Linked DNA regions of Mus musculus: region 2 is linked to region 1. A link is a loop called in an ENCODE intact Hi-C map of the cell type or tissue named here. Cell type or tissue: heart. All regions are shown on one strand. Links, peaks and the distances in the headings refer to the core of each region. The heading gives the core; the rest is flanking DNA. Region 1 overlaps Srpk2 (serine/arginine-rich protein specific kinase 2). Region 2 overlaps Srpk2 (serine/arginine-rich protein specific kinase 2).

The links. Hi-C counts contacts between places; a loop is a spot of excess contacts. Peaks named below come from ENCODE experiments on the same cell type or tissue, not always from the same donor. Only the 100,000 strongest peaks of a DNase experiment are listed, where the experiment ranks them.
Region 2: a loop joins it to region 1, with 2.1 times the contacts of the local background. A loop is called at or near these places in 2 of 42 quality-filtered maps.

What each region holds. Positions count from the first base shown.
Region 1 is chr5:23,644,136-23,653,730 of GRCm38, forward strand. The region is part of intron 2 of Srpk2 (serine/arginine-rich protein specific kinase 2); the gene reads right to left. Among named protein-coding and RNA genes, the nearest start is that of Srpk2, 27 kb to the right of the region's middle. In heart, for the core only: no CTCF peak of the experiment used is centred there; no DNase peak of the experiment used is centred there.
Region 2 is chr5:23,593,546-23,603,140 of GRCm38, forward strand. All of the region lies in intron 2 of Srpk2 (serine/arginine-rich protein specific kinase 2), which reads right to left. Among named protein-coding and RNA genes, the nearest start is that of Srpk2, 78 kb to the right of the region's middle. In heart, for the core only: no CTCF peak of the experiment used is centred there; a DNase peak (open chromatin) is centred at 5,176; H3K27ac peaks cover 1,423 bases.

The DNA of each region.
Region 1 (9,595 bases), core at 1,456-6,455:
GAGTTTATAAATACCACGTGTATATAATTCTCCATGGAAGACAGAAGAAGGCAGCTGGTCCCCTAGAACTGGAGTTATATGTGATCATAAGCCACCAAGTACAGACGGAGGGAATCAAGAGCAGCCAATGCTCTTAACCACTGAGCCAGCTCCCCAGGCCAAAGGTAGAGATTTTCAAACCTGTAAGCCAAAACCCATCATCATCTGCTCAACAGCAGAAACAAATAAACCAGGCATTTGGCATTCTTTTGAAGTCTGAGAACAAAGCGGGAAAGGCACAGAGAAGCCCTGCACATGGAAGCAAATGTGGCCCCTATAGTCCTAACTCTGAAAGGGGGACATCATCCTCTTACTTACAATGCTTCGCAAGGAACAGACTATCTGCCAAACTCACCCTAGGCACAAGGGAATTCAAAAGGAGGATTTGGGGTTTTAGAGGTCACATATTTTTACCTGCACTTTTTTCTATCTGTTTACTTACAAGGAAGATGGCAGGACAGACCTATAGAGGTCAGAGGCCACTGCAGACCTCAATTTTCCCCTCCACCACGGGGGCTCTGGGGCTTATCTCAGATCTTCTACTTGATGACAAGTTCCTTTAATGCTGGGGTCATTCTGCTGTAAGATCTTACAGGTGGTACTTGTTTCTTTGGTTTTGTTTTTTGTATTTTGTATTTTCAAGACAGGGCTCTCACTCTGTAGCTCTGGCTATCCTGCAAAACTCACTGTGTAGCCCAAGCTGGCCTTGAACAGAGCTCTGCCTACTTCTGCCTTCCTGGTGCTGGGTTCAAATGTGTGGGCCACCACACATGTGGCCATGGGATATCTTTTAATGTAAAAGAGATAACAGAAGTAGGCTTGCACTGGGCAGTGGTGGCACATGCCTTTAATCCCAGCACTCGGGAGACAGAGGCAGGCGGATTTTTAAGTTCGAGGCCAGCCTGGTCTACAGAGTGAGTTCCAGGACAGCAAGGGCTAATACAGAGAAACCCTGTCTTGGAAAACGAAAAAAAAAAAAAAAAAAAAAAAAAAGAAAGGAAAAGAAAAGAAAAGAAAAGAAAAGGAAAGAAAAGAAAAAGAAGAAGAAGTAGGCTTGCCTATGTCTTTTCCAAGATGAAGAAAATATAACTAACAGATGAAGGCAGCATTATCAGTAGGCATGAGAAGTATCTCATGATATACCGTCAGTTGGCCTCCACTTCCCAGCAAGCATCCCTAGTATTGAAACTGCAGGTGGGAGCCATGAGGACCTACTTACTAAAATTAAATTTTACTGCAATCTTACTACTGAAAATTTTATAAGTACAAATATCATTCCACCTGCTACGGTGAACATGTTGAAGCTTTTCCTAAAACAAGAAAATTTTATTACCAGGTCACCAAAACCTGTAAGAGTTCAAACTTCTGGGACCCAAGGTAAAAGAAAAGAAATTGACTCCTTAAAGTTATCCTCTGACTTCTACACAAGCACCATGACACATCCCTACACACAGGAGCATACACACATAAACACACACAACAACAACGATATATAGATTTAAAAAGAAAACGGAAGTCTTACTGTAAAGGAAACACTTGGGAGGTAAGAAAACAAGAAATTTATTCCAAAACCATCCTTACATTTTAGGATGTTTCAACAAAAGGAAAAGACAAAGAACAGGCTCTATGGTTTTAAGAGTTACATGGGTGCATAGGAGCAAGCAGCTTCCTGTATAGAGCAAGGGTAGCCCCACCCACCCTGCCTCTGGTAAGCCAGAGGCCCAGGACTACAAATGAACAGCAAAGGCTGATGGGTAAGACAGACTTACTACACTGAATCCTCCTAACTAATTCAGGAGTACGTCTGTCAGTGCACATGACAGATGCTTTTGACTCTCATCTGCACTTTCCAGGCTTGGCTTAAGTTATTGTTCTGTAAACAGAAAAAGACGCCTCGAGGAAAAAGTGCCAAATATGTTGTTCTCCCTATAATGCTCAGTAACAGTGCCTTACTGAGGTCTTAAACCTACCAGTCAGTAGACATACTCTAAAAAGACTCTGGATGAATTGATGCTCAAAGCAACTGCACATGTTAGGAGATTGTATCTTTTCTCTACTTTTTTGAATTTACTGAAGCTCATTATAAGCATGCCTTTTATAAGCGTAAATTGTATGTTCTCATAATATCATAGAAGTGGCCCATACCATGATGAATGGAATTGAGGGCTCTGGTAGACTGTACTCAATAGCAGCCTGTAAAATTCAAATTATGCACTACACCTAATCCTAGATTCTACATATACATCTACTGTCTACAAAAATAAAGTATCATTTAAGTACCCAGTACTTTTAACTACCTCCAGACACCATGGTAACAGCAGCCAAGGCAATGTATGAAGAAGTGCTCTGCAAAGCACTAGGGAAAGTCAAGGGCGAAGTGTCAGCTAACAGTGTTACCGCTGCCACTGTAGCTCCTCACCAACTATGTCTGAAAACCCGCTGTTGGCTTCTTCTCTCGCTTAGAGTTCAAAATAGTCCATTGTACTATATTTAAGGAAAGCAAATTCAAGGCAAATTTTAGAAAGCAATGTTGAGAGCTGGAGAGATGGCTCAGCGGTTAAGAGCACTGACTGCTCTTCCAGAGGTCCTGAGTTCAAATCCCAGCAATCACATGGTGGCTCACAACTATCCATAATGAGATCTGATGCTCTCTTCTGGTGAGTCTGAAGACAGCTACAGTGTATTTATAATAAATAAATCTTTGGAAAAAAAAAGAAAGAAAGAAAGCAATGCTGAAATGAAGTCATCCCCAGCAAATCACCTGGGGGACTAGTTGGGCGTTTCTCCTGCTCCCCCACACCCTCAGAGGCTCACATTCCCTGAGTGTGTAAGCGCATGCTTTTGGACTTTTGTTACATTCTTGTTGTCCTTTGTCTTTTACTATCCCTTGACAATTCCAAAGATAAATTTTGGTCATTTCCACCCCTCATTTCCCTCTCTCCTCTACTGAAACCTTCGGTCAAGAGTCCCGCCTCAGCCAGGCGTGGTGGCGCACACCTTTAATCCCAGCACTCAGGAGGCAGAGGCAGGAGGATTTCTGAGTTTGAGGCCAGCCTGGTCTACAAAGTGAGTTCCAGGACAGCCAGGACTATACAGAGAAACCCTGTCTCAAAAAAATAAAAAACAAAACACAACAAAAACAAAAACAAAAAAAGCAGAGTCCCACCTCTGCTCTGGTGTCTTTTACTTTTGCCTTGCATGCTGGAACTCTTTCTACAAAGAGCAGCTGGTCCCAAGCCTATGTTCCCTGCCTCACTGAGTGCCCTGTGTCACTCAGGACAAATGGCTGAGGTGCCTATGTCCATACCAACCACAGCTGGCCTCCAGGCCCTGGCGTGCGTGTGTGCTCCCTCTGTTCTTCTCCCCACCATCCTCCCCCGACCTTCCCACCCCACCCCACACTAAACCTCTCCAGCCCAGGGCTTCTCTTGCCTTCCCACAACTTCTGATTCCTAGATAACAAAGCCACTCTTGCCCTCCTTTTTTGTCTGCCTCCCCCCACCTCACCCCCGTCTCTCCTCTCATGGCCCAGTTCAGTCCTTCAGACCCTTCCAGATGCCTCTGACCATGTTCTCCCTCATATCTACATTAAACACCATCTCCTCACTGTACCTACAGGTCCTCATCTTCATTCACACATTTTTATATGCAAAATAATGTTCACATACAGATAATGCTTACAAACTAAGAGAACAGGCATGGCATAGCACACCTATAATCCTGACGTCAGGGGAGCTGAAGGGACAGCATCAAGCCTGGCGTTCAACACTGGCTGGGACAATGCAGGAGAATCCAAGGGAGGCAAGTGGGGGGAGGGACTACCAAAGGGTAATGCAAATTTCTACATATTCAACTAAAAGATTCTTTTTGTATAGCATCATGAGATTATCTTTTCCTTTTTTAAAACCTATATAGTATATTCCCAGTATTATAGAGTTTACTAAGAGAGTTTCATAACCAATCCATATAGCTAAAAGACTTGAATTTTTTATTGAAAATAAACAGAATTTTCATCTGTGTGCATCCATACCGGTGGGAGGCTCTGTTGTTTCTGACCCAGCATTGTCTCTCACTGTTCTAATCCTGATCCACACTCCTGCAGAGCCAAGTCTCTGAAAATAACTGATCCCATTATTGTCCTGTTTGAGGCCCTTCCGTGTTGCCCCATTTCCCACAGACACAGAGCTTGCACCTTTGAGGGAGAAGGGCCAACCAGTACCCGTGAAAGAGAATTCTAAGCCTATCTTGCCAAAAAGTACATTTAAGTTTTACAAAAAGAACCCAACTTATTTAAGCTTTTAACATTTCAGACACAAATAACAAAACCTCATTTTCCCTTAAAGCAGTGGTTCTTAACTTTCCAAATGCTGCAGCCCTTTAATAGAGTTCCTTATGTTAGGGTGACCCCCCAACTATCTTTTTTTTGGGGGGGGGGTTCGAGACAGGGTTTCTCTGTGTAGCCTTGGCTGTCCTGGAGCTCACTCTATAGACCAGGCTGGCCTCGAACTCAGAAATCCGCCTGCCTCTGTCTCCCAAGTGTTGGGATTAAAGGCGTGCGCCATCACTGCCCAGCTGACCCCTAACTGTCTTAAATTAGGATCTTACTGCTAAGGACAGACACCCTGTCCAAAGCAACTCTTATAAAAGACATTTTATTGGGGCTGGCTTAAAGGTTCAGAGGTTCAGTCCATTATCATCAAGGCAGGAGCATGGCAGTATCCAGGCAGGCATGGCACAGGAGGAGCTGAGAGTTCTACATCTTCACCTGAAGGCTGCTAGGAGAAGACTGGCTTCCAGGCAGCTAGGATGAGGATCTTAAAGCCCACACCCACAGATACACCTAGTCCAACAAGGCCACACCTACTTCAACAAGGCCATACCTCCAAAAAATGCCACTCCCTATGCCAAGCATATTCAAACTACTACACCAACCATAAAATTATTTTTGTTTCTATTTTATAACTGTAATTTTGGGCTGGTGAAATGGCTCAGTGGTTAAGAGCACCGACTGCTCTTCCAAAGGTCCTGAGTTCAAATCCCAGCAACCACATGGTGGCTCACAACCACCCGTAATGAAATCTGATGCCCTCTTCTGGAGTGTCTGAAGACAGCTACAGTGTACTTACATATAATAAATAAATTAATTAATTAAAAAAATAACTAATTTTGCTGCTATGAATCATAATGGATGTACTGTTATGAATCATAATGTAAACATCTGTGTTTTCCAAGTCTTATGCAACCCCTGTGAAAGGTTTGTTTGATGACAGCCCCCCCCCCAAGGGGTCATGACCCATGGGTTGAAAACCACTGACTTAAAGAAGCTGAAGATTGCTTTAGGCAAGTCAATAAGCATTTGCTGAAGAGAAGGGAAAGACCGTACACTAAAATATGGAAAGTATAGCGAGTCTTTTTCTTTGGAGGGGGGTGTTGTAACAGGATTTCTCTGTGTAGCTTGGACTGTCTTGGAACTCACTCTGTACACCAAGCTGGCCTCAAACTCACAGAGACCTGCCTGCCTATACCTCAGGAAGTACTGGGATTACCAAAGTGGGCCACCAACACCCAGCTACATCAAGTCATTTTTTAAATGCATAGATGTGCCAAAACAATACACTTCCTAGGGAGTGGATCAAATGTTTGATTTGATTCCATGCAAGCCGGTGTCACTAGGGCTCCTGGGTGAGCTGCTCTGCTGTAGTTCCTGGCGATTCAACTCTTCAGAACTTTGTGTTTCAGTTTTATGTGAGTGGAAGTTTAATGCTCTGAGCCTATCCTTTAGAGCCCTCACTGAAAACTGTAACTGCAGAAATATGCGCACAATCTAAGTCCCACCATCTTCCAAAACACCAATACAACATATTTTTTTGTAGCTCAGGAGATCTGGTTGGTAAGCAGAAGGCCACTGTTCCTCTACGTCAAAGAGTAAAACTCAAATGTCTCAGGGTTGAAGGGTAAAATCAAGTTCACTGGTACAAGAGTAAGATCCTAGCCATCAACCTAAGATCTAGTGATGAGGGAAACAGCTGATTCAAGGAGTCTCAACTGTCTTATTAGTTTTCAGACTACAAGAAAAAGATTTTTATATAAAGTGTTCCCCACTTTAAAGCAGATCCCACATGCATGATCTCGTTCCCACCCACCAGGTTGCACCCTAGAAAAGTACAGATATTTTGGTTCCTATAATTAATATATTGATGCCAATCCTGAGCCACATACTCTGTTAGACATAGAGACAATGAAGACATGTCAGGCTGTACCTCTGAGGACACCAGCCCATGGAAGTGAAAAACATACAGACACAATGTCATAAACACTATGGTCAGTACAAGCACAGAGACATTAGATTGGTGCCAGCAGGACCAGGCAAAGAAAAGGGGAAAGGCGGGCAGGCAGCAGGGTACGGCAGGCAGAGGGGCAGGCAGCAGGGCTGAGGCCACAGGATCCAAGGCTGCAAGGCTACAGGGATGAGCCTTAGTGCCCAGGCGAGAGAGACAATGGACCCTCAGTTCCTGAGGGCACAGCAGTACATCTGGGAAACACATTCATAACTGCAAGATCCTGTAAGACTTCCTCTTGCTGTGTTAATGTAAAAACCACAAAGAGTTACAAAGGAGAAAAGTGTATATAACCCATGTCCCACACTATTACTATATCCTTCTACCTAGGGTTGCCCAAAAAGAGCCTTTTATACAGACTGAGGAGGCTATATTTATATATTTAGGGGCACACACACATACCTATATTACACACACATGTGCTTTCCTCTGTGTTCCTTCTACATTCCTAAAAACTTAAGCAAATTAATGATTAATTCGTTTCATTTTCAAAATCCACTCCTACCAGTAATGTATGAAGGGGAACAATGGTAAGACGCTTTAGGGCTGGAGACCTGGCCAGCAGCTGAAAACACTCTTGCGGAAGACCTGGTTTTGGTTCCTAGCACCTATATGGTGGCCCACAACCATCTGTAACTCTAATTTCCAGGATATCTAACACCATCTTCTGGCTTTCACTGGCACACGTGTGGTACACCTACATACGTAGGAACAAAACACTCACATACATAAAAACTAAATCGTTTTAAAAGATGCTATCAATTGTATCTAATCCTTTTTTCAGATAAGCAAGTGGTCTCTTAGCACTCCAGCCCATACGTTTAAATGCTTATACTTTCTCTTCCTCCGTGGTGTGTCATGAGGCTAGTTTTACTGTGCATTTAAGGAGAAATAGCATTGCCTATGCTCCCAAAAGACAGTCTGCATTCTCTCTTCTCTCACTCAGAATCACTAACACCCACATACATCCCTGACAAGGTACAGGAGCAAATCACAGGAGCTGATGATCCTATTTTACTAACTACCTCTCCTCACCTTAACGCTTCTGACACAGCAGTTCTCAGCCTGTGAGTAGCAGCACCTTTCCGGGTTGAATGACCCTTTCACAGAGGTCATCTAAGACAATCAGAAATAGCAGATATTTACATTACAACTAATAACAGGAAGAAAATTACAGTTATGAAGTAGCAACGAAATAATTTTATGGTTGGGGTCACCACAACATGAGGAACTGTGTTAAAGGGTTGCAGCATTAGGAAGGCTGAGAACCACTGTTAGAACACAAAATTTCAACTGGCTTAGGGCTGGGAAGATGGCTCAGTATACCAGGTGTTTGCCATGGAAGCATGAGGACCAGACCTCAGATCCTAGCGCCCACACAGAAGCCAGGAGAATGTGGGCCTCTCTGCAATCCCAGATCTGTAACAGAAACAGAGTCATCTCTGATGGAAACTGGCAAGACAGGTTCAGCTGGAGATCCTGCCTTCATTAGTAAAGTAGCGATCAGTCAGGGACAACCACTAGCTTCCACTCACACCCACACACCTATACACTTCCACATATACAAGGGCACACACATGACGTTTTCCAATTCAACACTTTTTAAAAAGTGAGCTACAAATATGAAATGAACCAATTTTTAATGTATTTAACAAAATATAAAAATTTTAATCGGTAAAATTTCTTTAATGTTTCTCATTTTATAAAACCTGCTAGGGGCTAGCAAAGTAACTTAGCGGCTTAAAATGCTCGCTGCTGAGGCGGACCATCTGAATTTGATCCTCAAGAAAAGAACTGAATCCTGCAAGTCTCTCCTTGATCTCCACAAACACACCGCACATGCTCACATGTGAGCACACACAATAAAGAAGTATAGAAAAGAAACAATAGTTTGTAAGAGTAATAACACTTTTTTAAGAATAAACAAAACAATACCCGGAGCATGCAAAGGCATGCCTGTAATCCCAGCAGTACAGAGGCTGAGGCACTAGGAGCGTTCCTGCTCAGGCTCGACTTGCAGGCAGAGACCTGTCTCAGGAAACCAAACCCGGGCAGGGAACGGAGCTCAGCTGCCACGGTGCTTGCCTAGAGTCCTTTCCAGCCCTGCAAAAATCTGCACTCCCAGCACTGGACAGGCATAAGCAAAGGAACCAAAGTTAATGTCATTCTCAGTACAGAAAATTCAAAGCCAGCTGGGACCCTATCTCCAAAACAAAAATTAGTACTATCCTGAGATTAAAACGCAAATTCTCACAAATAGCAACCAGTAAGGTTACTTCTACCACAATGAAAGCCAATAAGCAAGTTAAATATATCTTATAGTCGAGATAAAAATCAGTAATATTTTTACCATTTAATTATTTTAGCTTTTAAACTAATTTCACAAAAATATTACAAAAGCTTATCTCCCATCAGAAGCTACACAATGGCCCTCAAGACCAGGCAGTGGTGGCACATGCCTTTAATCCCAGCACTCGGGAGGCAGAGGCAGGCAGATTTCTGAGTTCGAGGCCAGCCTGGTCTACAGAGTGAGTTTCAGGATAGCCAGGAATACACAGAGAAACTCCATCTTAAAAGCTTATACCTACGTCTATTCAGTAGAAAAAAACAGACAATGTTGCTAAGACAACACACAAAGTGGGCTGAAAATAGAACTACTAACGTAAACAGCTGGAACCGAAATTGTAAGGATAAGTCTCCAGGGTTTTATGAATTCAGCAACAGATTCTTAAGATACATTTAAAAAAAAAAAAAAGTATAGGCAAGGCCTTCCTGATGATCCAGTGAAAAAATCAGGAAGCTATATATCCTGAGAATTTTGCCCACCCTCACCATCTCCTAGCTCCAGACTTGCAGCTCATGTGCTGGCTCTCCCTAAAGAAGACTGTTACAGAGAACAACTGACTTAAGAGGCCCACAACCTGGGGCTGGCTAGTCGGCTCAGTGGTGAAGAGCACTGACTGCTCTTCTGAAGGTCCTGAGTTCAAATCTCAGCAACCACATAGTGGCTCACAACCATCTGTAATGAGATCTGATGCCCTCTTCTGGTATGTCTGAAGATAGCTACAGTGTACTTACATATAATAATAAATCTTTGGGCCAACCAGAGTGAGCAGAGGTCCTAAATTCAATTCCCAACAACCATATGAAGATTCACAACCACATGTACAGCTACAGTGTACTCATACATAAAATAGATAAATCTTTAAAAAAAGAAA
Region 2 (9,595 bases), core at 2,353-7,352, 50 kb before region 1:
GGTAGACTATTCTCAGCAGACAGGACAACTAAGGATTTTGGAAATGACAAATATATAACAACTTCTCACCCTCAAGTCTTCCTGGTTTTTAAGACTAAAAATGAAGTTGTCAATGTTTATGATAAGTAAATGTTAAGTCAGGCCATATGATTTTAGATGGTTTTATCTCACACTGAAGAAAAAAAAGCAAAGTTCATTTCTTATGATTGGACCTGTCACTAGAACACCCAGTAAACCCACATCAAGCTAACTGAACACCGATTATTGTATCATTGATACAGTGCCCCCTAAGATGAGAGATCGAGAGCTTTCTGTTACAGTGTAGCATTGACAGTATTAACATCTACACAGGCATTGGCGGGAAGAGGTAATCAGGAAACACAGTTCATCTAACAACCAGCCTCAACCTCGGTGTCTGCTTAGCAGTCTCTCTTCCAGGGCTGGAAGATGCACTTAGAAGTTTGCCCTGGCATCTCAGGCTCCACAGGAGCTGGGCAGACCCTCAGGCTGGAGATGGGAAATTTATGTCAATTGCTCAAGCACTGCCACAAAGGCCGGGCTGGGTTTTATCAGTCCTTCTTGAGGATTAGATTTTATTACTGAGAAATTTTAGGCAGGAAAAATACATCACAAAAGTAAAGGTTTTTAAATACTACTCTAAAACCAACATGGTTGAGACGGTTTTAGAGCACCACAAACAAAACCAATATGCACACATTTCAAGTATTCACATGTACTTTTTATATATAGCTTTGGTAAGGGTGCATCTTCTAATCTGTGCTGTATCACACATAGCTAAACTGATAATGACTTACTTTCTGCGATAGAGACAATGGTGTGAACCATAATTTACATACTGCTGATCAGTGAAATCCGCCATTACTCCTTCCAGGGCAAAGGCGCTATGAGAGGACAAAGCATTTCCGAACGTGGGAATGGATCACAGGGCAATCACACGGGGTAAATGACAGAAGTAATGAAAGGAAAAAGAAGCCAATGCATGCTGGGCGTGGTGGCGCACGCCTTTAATCCCAGCACTCGGGAGGCAGAGGCAGGCGGATTTCTGAGTTCGAGGCCAGCCTGGTCTACAAAGTGAGTTCCAGGACAGCCAGAGAAACCCTGTCTCGAAAAACCAAAAAAAAAAAAAAAGAAGCCAATGCATATCAACAGAAGATAAATAACTAAAGATATAGATATTTACAGACACTGAATATGATATATCAAATTTAAGAAGTAAGATTAAGCAAGACTTAATTAAGAAATCATGCCTTTAATCCCATCCCTACAACATCCATATACAATCAGGGTAGTAGTTTATGAACACTGTTGCATTTTGGTACCTCAAGACTCAGAATATGACATACTGTCTTCAAAGAGAGACACTGGGTGGATGAGTACTTTGCAACTATAGGAGGTGATAGCATGAAATGAGGTTTGTAGCAGCACGGACACGGGACCTGGAGAGTGGTCAGACAGCAGGTATGCTCAGCTCCCCCAGAGACAATCAGAAGGCTAAGTGTCTCTGAAGCACTGTTGGCATCAGGACTGCAGCAGCAGCACTTCTGATCCAATACGACTTGGAAAGCTGTAACTTCTGAAATGGAATTCTTTATGTTGCCAAACGATTTCTTTAGTTTTAAAAAGTAAAATTAAAAGTCTAATATATATTATTTGTCATAACACCCTGCATGCTCCCACTCTGAACTGCAAAGTCTGCTAATAAAAGATGCATTAAAATAGGCGCTCTACTCAGCACAGTCAGAAAAGCACACTTGCATCTTCCTTGGCTCAACTAAACTCTCTACCTCCTGGGAGGAGAATGTGCAAATATTCTTGTTCATCAAACCGTACTCACTAAAACGCTCAGGCATAACAACCTAAGCTGATCATTCTCCTGAGGCCTGATTTTTGTATCTGAAAGAAATGCTACATCTTAAATCTCACTTCAACTCCTGGCTGGGGATAGGGGGACTTAAAGAAGGTCATAGAGTTTTTGCTGTGACCGATACACACATTCAGGGATCAGATTACAACGTGAATTTTTGAGGATCACAAACATTCAGTCAATATTAACTCTAGTCCCCGATGCTCGCTCTCTTCTGGCCTCTGTGGGCACTACATGCATAGGCACTACATGCATATGGAACACACATAAATAGAGGCAAAAAATCCATTTACACAAAATACAAATAAGGTGAAAAGTAAAATAAACTTCTCTCCAGCCAGCCAGATACAGCTCACCTGGGTACATGAGAGACAGAAGCAGGTAGATCTCTGCAAGTTCAAGGCCAACTTAGTCTACATAGTGATTGTCAAGCTAGCCAGGACTACATATTGTCTCTTTCCTCCTCAGCTTCCATGTGTTGCATTTTAAATAAACTTCAATTCTTGCGGCCCTTTAACTTTCATACATACACAAAGATATTGACTTACACCCACTATTTTAAAAAGCAATCATTTACCAACTATCTACTGAGCTTAAGCTGCCACTTCAGGTGTGATATAAGTATACTGTCCTCATCTGTTTTGTTTGCTTGCTGATCGTGTTCAAAACTAATTTGTGCCAAATCAGGAAAAAAGACATAAAGGCAAAAAACAAAATAAGTAGATAAAACAAACAAATGTTAAGTTAGAGAACAGAAATGGTACTAGAATCAAAAGTGAGTTAACTTTTTACAAAAGGATTGCACAGTAAAAAAAAAAAAAAATAAGAGATGTAAACTTTTTTTTAACTTTTACTTCTAAAGAATTCTAATGCTGATACCAAAATTAGCCAGTGACATATTGAGATATATAACAAGACTGAGCTAAATTTAAGATGTTCCTCTCTGAAGTCTTCACCAGCTCCCAGTCTACTTATTCAATAGCTTCTTACCCTAGATACTGTATATACACCATTTTACTTAAGTACCACAGTGACTCAGCTACTGTGCATTAACTCATCTGCTAAACTCCAACTCAGTGGTTACCTAATTGCCCAAGGTAAACGATGCAATACAGTAGCCAAGCTCGGCTGAAATGTGGTTTGGCTCCACAACATCTGATAATGACCACGATTAGTTGCCTGTACCACCCACCACTGTCTTCAGCACCCACTTTATACGCATCATCTCCTTAGATGTACCTACTCCTAAGGGAGACAGACGTCAGCATCTCTATTTTCATATGAAGAGACTAAGACTTGTAGAGGTCATGGAACTTGCAGGAGTGGCCTCTGAAGGTCATGACTCAAAGCCCATTTGGTCTCCACAATTTATCATACTCTTTTCAGTGCTAATGGTTACCTTTTCAAAACAAACAAACAAAAAAAAAAGATTCTGTGTGTACAGGAAGACCAGATCAAACCTGATTTTTTATTGGGATAAAAACTTGGAGCTGGAGATCACACAGAGAGCACTTGCTAGTTCTGCAAAGGATCCCGGTTCGATTCCCAGCAATCAGTGTGGTTCATAACCCTCTGTAACTCCAGTTCCAGGGGCCCAGTGCCCTCTTCTGACCTTCATGGGCATCAAGCAGAACTGTGGTGAACATACAAAACACTAACAAAATGAAATTAATGAATCTAATTTTTAAAAAAATAGTAAGCCGGGCGTGGTGGCGCACGCCTTTAATCCCAGCACTGGCAAGACAGAAGCAGGTGGATTTCTGAGTTCGAGGCCAGCCTGGTCTACAAAGTGAGTGCCAGGACAGCCAGGGCTATATAGAGAAACCCTGTCTCGAAAACAAAAACAAAAAAAACAAAAACAAAACAAACAAACAAACAAAAAAAAAGAGTAGCTATAATTAAATTTTCCCTTCCTCGAGGTTTTGCTTTAAGTTCTGGTTAGTCTTAACTGCCAACTTGGCACGGCCTGCAGTCATCTGAGAGGAGAAGACTGAGAACTCAGCTAGATCAGATCAGTTTGTGGCCATGCCTGTGAGGGTTTATCTTAATAATTGATAAGGCCCAACCCACTAAAGGTGATACAATTCCTCAGGCAGAGGTGGTCCTGGACTTTTATTAAAAACACGTTAAAAGTCACACATGGTAGTGTATGCCTTTAATCCCAGCACAAAAGAGGAAAAGACAAGTGGGTCTCTGTAAGTTAGAGGCCCGGAAGGGAAACAGAGCACGACGGCCTTTTAAAACAGACAGCACACACCAGCTGATATGAGGCCCTCCAACACACACACAGTAGAGGACTTCCATGTCTGTGTTCATTCAGAGATGATGCACCTAACCCTCAAGAGACTGGAGGCCCCAGGGAGTTTAGAGGTCAGGTGGGGTAGGGAGTGGGGGGATTGACAAGGACACGGGGTGGAGTGGGGAGGAGGTGTGGGATGTGAAGCAGATGGGTGGATGGAGGGGGGGCAGGGAACGGAATATAGAGTGTAAAAAATAAATTTAAAATAAAATTAAATTTAAAAATATAAAAAAAGATAAAAATTGTTTTGTTAAAACTAGTTCTACACAGGCTGGGTGAGCAAAGAGGCATCCTTTGGAGTTTCTGCCCTGAGGTCCTCCCCTGACTTCCCTAAATCATGGGCTGTGACCTACAAGCAGATACCTTCCTCCCCCAAGTCACTTTGTGGTCACATTGCTTTGTCACAGCAACAGAGAAGCAAACAAGACCACTTACCGCTGCTCTCAAGCATTTAGGGAAGGAGAGTAAACCTGCCTTGTCAAGGTCACAGAGTCCAGTATTACATCCTGCCATGATCTGCCTATAACATAAGCCAGGGAGGTCAAGCTCTGTGCACACACACCTTAAACATCCACTGTGCTGTTTGTGTTCCTATCTGCTGAGAGCATTTACAGACCAGTTCTACCTCACCCACCCACAAAATGACACATCTCAAATAATATCTGCATAGGCATACCCTCTTTCTGTCTCTGGTTCTTTATGAAGAAGCAGCCAGTGTTAATGGTAAGATAAACCAACCCCACAGTAAGTAAAGCAAATAGCTGCTGGATTCTACTGCTCATACAAAGACCCATGTGCTGGAACACATGCCAACATACACAAAGTTCAATCTGAAAGGAAAAAACCTACATACAGTTTGTGCTTTGACAACCTAAAACGAACCATCCATTTTTAGCTCTCGCCCACGCAAGAAAAGCCTGCGCTGACCCACAGCAGCCGCTGTCGGAGCTCCAAGGGCTTCTGAAGCAAGTCAGGCTCCAGCCTTCAAACGTGACCTCCGGCTTGGCTAAAGCCACAGCTGAATGGGAAAGCAGGAAGCCAGGAACGCTAACGAAGCTGGCCAAGGAAGCAGCATTCCAAACCGAAGCCTACTTCACAATACTTACTCTGGTGGAACGTAGGTATGACTCAAAAACATGAGAATCTTTATAGTCCAATCTTTAGTTCCTAAGTCTACCTAATGGCATTTACAACTGAAAAGACAGAGAGAGGCTCAAATGTGCCCACTCTAAACCCTAAAGTAACGTACCAAGAGCTTTAAATAATGAAGCTATGAACAAGACTGATAAAATACATTTGAAAAAATAAAAAGTTTAAACCAGCTATAAAGGCTCTTTTATCTCTAAATTAGCAAAAATCTGTGATTCAGTGAATGAACTGGTATAAACAGACTGTTACCAGATGATGCAGAGAGCCCAGTCCAGTGTCCTAGCTACTGACACGTTTATACATGAAAAGGAAAGACCACCATGCAGACCAGCAACCAAGTTCACCATGCCTGGCTCACTTTGGGATCACAGGCAACTCAATATTAAGCAGATCTAAAATGGGAAAAATCAGAAGGAAGACACTAGAACAAAAGTTCTGGCAGGGTCACTTGCACATCCAACAACTAGCCAGGAAAATTTCCCGAGCACCCTTTCCTACCCAGGCAAAATGCCAAGCACTGGGAGGCCGAGAAACAAGGGAAAGAAACAATTCATAAAGTAATTCAGAAAACAGTAAAATATTAACCAATACTTCTGAATAAAGAATAAAGTATTAACACTGTTTTCTTTGTGAATACTTTCTTATGAATTAGACAAATTTATCAGAGAAATTAAAAAATCTTTATTCAAATAAACTGGTCGGAGATATGCTGGGTACCAAGGAACAAAGGTAAGACAACCTCTCACTGACTGGTGGGTAGCAGGCAATGCTTCTCAAGAGTATCCTGACAGAGAAGAAGCCTCTGCAATGGGAGGGCGCTCTGCTCATCACCACAGGCAGATCAGGGCAGGTGTGCTACCCGGAAGGGGTAGGCAGAGTATGTAAGGAATTCAGATGAGAAGCCACAGACTATGGAAGACATCAAGGTGCCCACATGAGTCTCCTCAGGAGTAAAGCCTGAAGGGAAAGCAGACAGCAGCACAAGACACCAGCAGGTTAGGGAGCAGCCTGAGTCTGAGAGCAGCATGGGGGGGGGGGGGCTGAACAGAACCAGGGCTCAGATGGAGATCAGCAGATAGGAGTGTGACAGCAGCCAGTGCGCAGATGGTGTTTAATAGCACTAAACAGATGAGGTCAGGACGGGAGAGTGCAGACAAGGAGAGCAACAAGCCCCAACGAAGGACCAACATTTAGGAAATGCTAGTGTAACATGCAAACTGAGAGGTACTGTGTCTTACTTTTCTATTGCTGAGAAAAGACACTATGACCAAGGGAACTTATAAAAGAAAGCACTAAATAAATAAATAAAATAAAAAGAAAACACTTAATTTGGGGGTTCACAGTTGCAGAAGGTTAGAGTCTTTAGTTTTCATGACAAGGAGCATGACAGCAGGCTTGGCGTGATGCTGAAGCAACAGCCGACCACACAGCTGATCCATGAACAGAAGGCAGACAAGAGATAACTGGAAATGGCATGGGTTCTAGAAACCTCAGAAGCCCACTCCCAGTGACACACCTCCTCTGACAAGGCCACACCTCCTCATCCTTCCCATACTGGGAACCAATTACTCAAATTCATGAGCCTTTAGGGGGCAGGAGGAGGTATTCTCATCAAACCACCACATCCTGCTTCAGTTTTTAATTTATTTTTGATTGAGGGAAGACGTGTGTGTGTGTGTGTGAGAGAGAGAGAGAGCATGTGTGCACCGTAGCATGTGAAGGTCAGAGGATAACTCTGTGGTCCTCTCATTCTGCTATTGAGTAGACTGCAAGGATTACACTCCAACTGCCAGGTTGTGTGCTAAGTGCCTGCTTGGAGTTCTTCACCTTTTCTCCCAAATTCTTCACTAACCAGAGGCAGAAACCTAGGTTATTAAAGGATTATATATATATATATATATATATATATATCCTTTATCAGTGCCAGGTATTCTGAATACTGAAGACAATCAACTATACAGTTTAGCAATCTCAATATATATTTCCAATTAGTGGCAATAATTTTTCATTTGTCCATTCTTTCAAGAAAAGCAGGATTTCATTTATGAGACATTTCTGGATAAAGGAAACAAGGCCTTTTCTATGGGAGATTTAAGTTCAGGCACCTTCAGGGGTCAAGTGGGTGAGACAGAAGAAACGTGGGCTATGCTCTCTTGGTATGTTCTGATGCCTCTCAGGACATTCAAGCTCAGTACTGCATAGAGAAGTGGAGACCACACCCTAGGTTGGCTAGCTCCTGAACACAGTTCTCACATAGGAAATGAACATCCATTAATACGAAACCCCACACCCAAAACATCCAAAGATCGGAAATGTTTTACGGGCTGACAAGTAGAAAATCTTACACTGTGAAACTGTCTCATGTAGGACATTATAACATATTAATTACTTTTAACAGGTTGTATAAAGTCTACATGAAATAAAATGTACTTCATATTTGGGTCATATGCCAAAAATTTCTGTGTATATGCAAATATTCCAAACCCCAAAATATCTGGTTGTAAGACTGCAGAGAACCGATACTCAAATTGAAGATAACATTTCCAAGGTCGTTTCTTCTGTGATCCAGTTTTTTTCTATAGACAAATAGTTTCTTTACAGACAAAATGGTAAGGAATTCTATGTTGTAAACTATCGGTGGGGTTTTTATTATTTGTGTGTGATTTACATGTATGTGAATGTATACATCTGTAATGTGAGAGCAAGTGAGCAGGCATGGGCACATCCCAAGGTGTACATGGAAGCCCAAGTCCAACTCTGGGTGTCAGGCGCTGCCTCCCACTCTGTTCAAAGCAGTCTCTCTTTCTGTCACTACTACGCAGGGCAGGCTAGCTGACCTCTGAGTCAAGGGTTGTCCTGTCTCTTACATCTCCACGCAGATGTAGGTGTACACACTGGGCGTTCAAACATCTGCATGGCAAGGCCTTTACCCACTGAGCTCCCTCGTGGCCCATGTGCTACACTGCTCAGCTTGTGACCCGCTGGTGAGGAAGGACTTGCATGCCTCATCACTTCTCTGGAAGACGAGCACGGTAACAACCTGAAGACTAAGAGCATCATGAAAAGGCTTATTTTGACTTTAACAAGAGGGCAAAAAGAAAGACCAAGAAAAAAAAATTAATTACTCCATTGTTAGGACCCTTGGGATTTAATTGTCACAATAGTTAAAGTTGACCCTTAAGTTTTCAGAGTGGGGGGGGGGGGGGTAGTTGGAAACTGATTTCTCAGAACTGGGAAGGGGAAACTTGTACATGGAGAAAAGACCCCAAGAGAAGATGAGGGACAGGGGTATGAGAGGGAAAGAGGGAGAGCGGGAGTCAGGAAGTGAGGGAGTCAGAGAGGGTAAGGGGCAGAGGGAAAGGGGAGGAGCAGCTGCAGTCAGCTTGTGCGGCTGCGGGTTACAGACGGGCAGCACTGCCACCCAGATGCCTCCCTCCGTATGCTGGCAATCACCCACACAAGTGCAACAGAAATCTTTTAAAAACCTGAATTTGGAGTTGAAGAGATGGCTCAGTGGTTAAGAGCACTTGCTGCTCTTCAGAGGACCTGGGACTGACTGACTGCCAGCACCAGGCAACCACTCACAACTGTCTCTAACTCCAGTTCTGTATCATCTAATGCCCTCTTCTGGACCCCACAGTTACCAGGCATACAAATGGCATACAAACATACATGTAAATGAAACTTTCATGCATGTAAAGTAAAATAATAAAAAGTATTTCTTAAATTGATTCCAGGTATTTAATACTGTCTTACTGCGTAACCCTGGCTGCCCTGGAAAACTATGAAGGCCAGGCTGAGATTCACTTTGCTTCCCCCTGCCGAGTGCTGGGATTAAAAGCCTGCACGCCATTTTAGACTGAGCAGGTTATATTACATATTTAGGAGTTGTATGTATGTGTGTGTGTGTCGACAATTAAAGAAACAGCAGCCATGAATGTAAAGAGAACAAAGGAGACTGTGTGTGAGGGGATGGAGAGAGGGCAGGAGGAGGGAAATGATGTAATTTTAATTCCAAGAATTAAAAATTTTTTAAAAAGTAATGTGTGTGCCATCACACTCAGATTGCATTTATGCTATGGGCTATATACACACTCTGTAAGAGCTGACACTACCAGTGGACAGGGGGATGGGAGCAGAGATCCTCTGGGCAACATCCCACTCTGACATCGTCAAAGACTAGCTATACAAAAACTGCCACTGGTTTTAAAGTATACAGGTTGGAAAATATGTTGGTGACAGACAATTTTAATGCTTAAGGC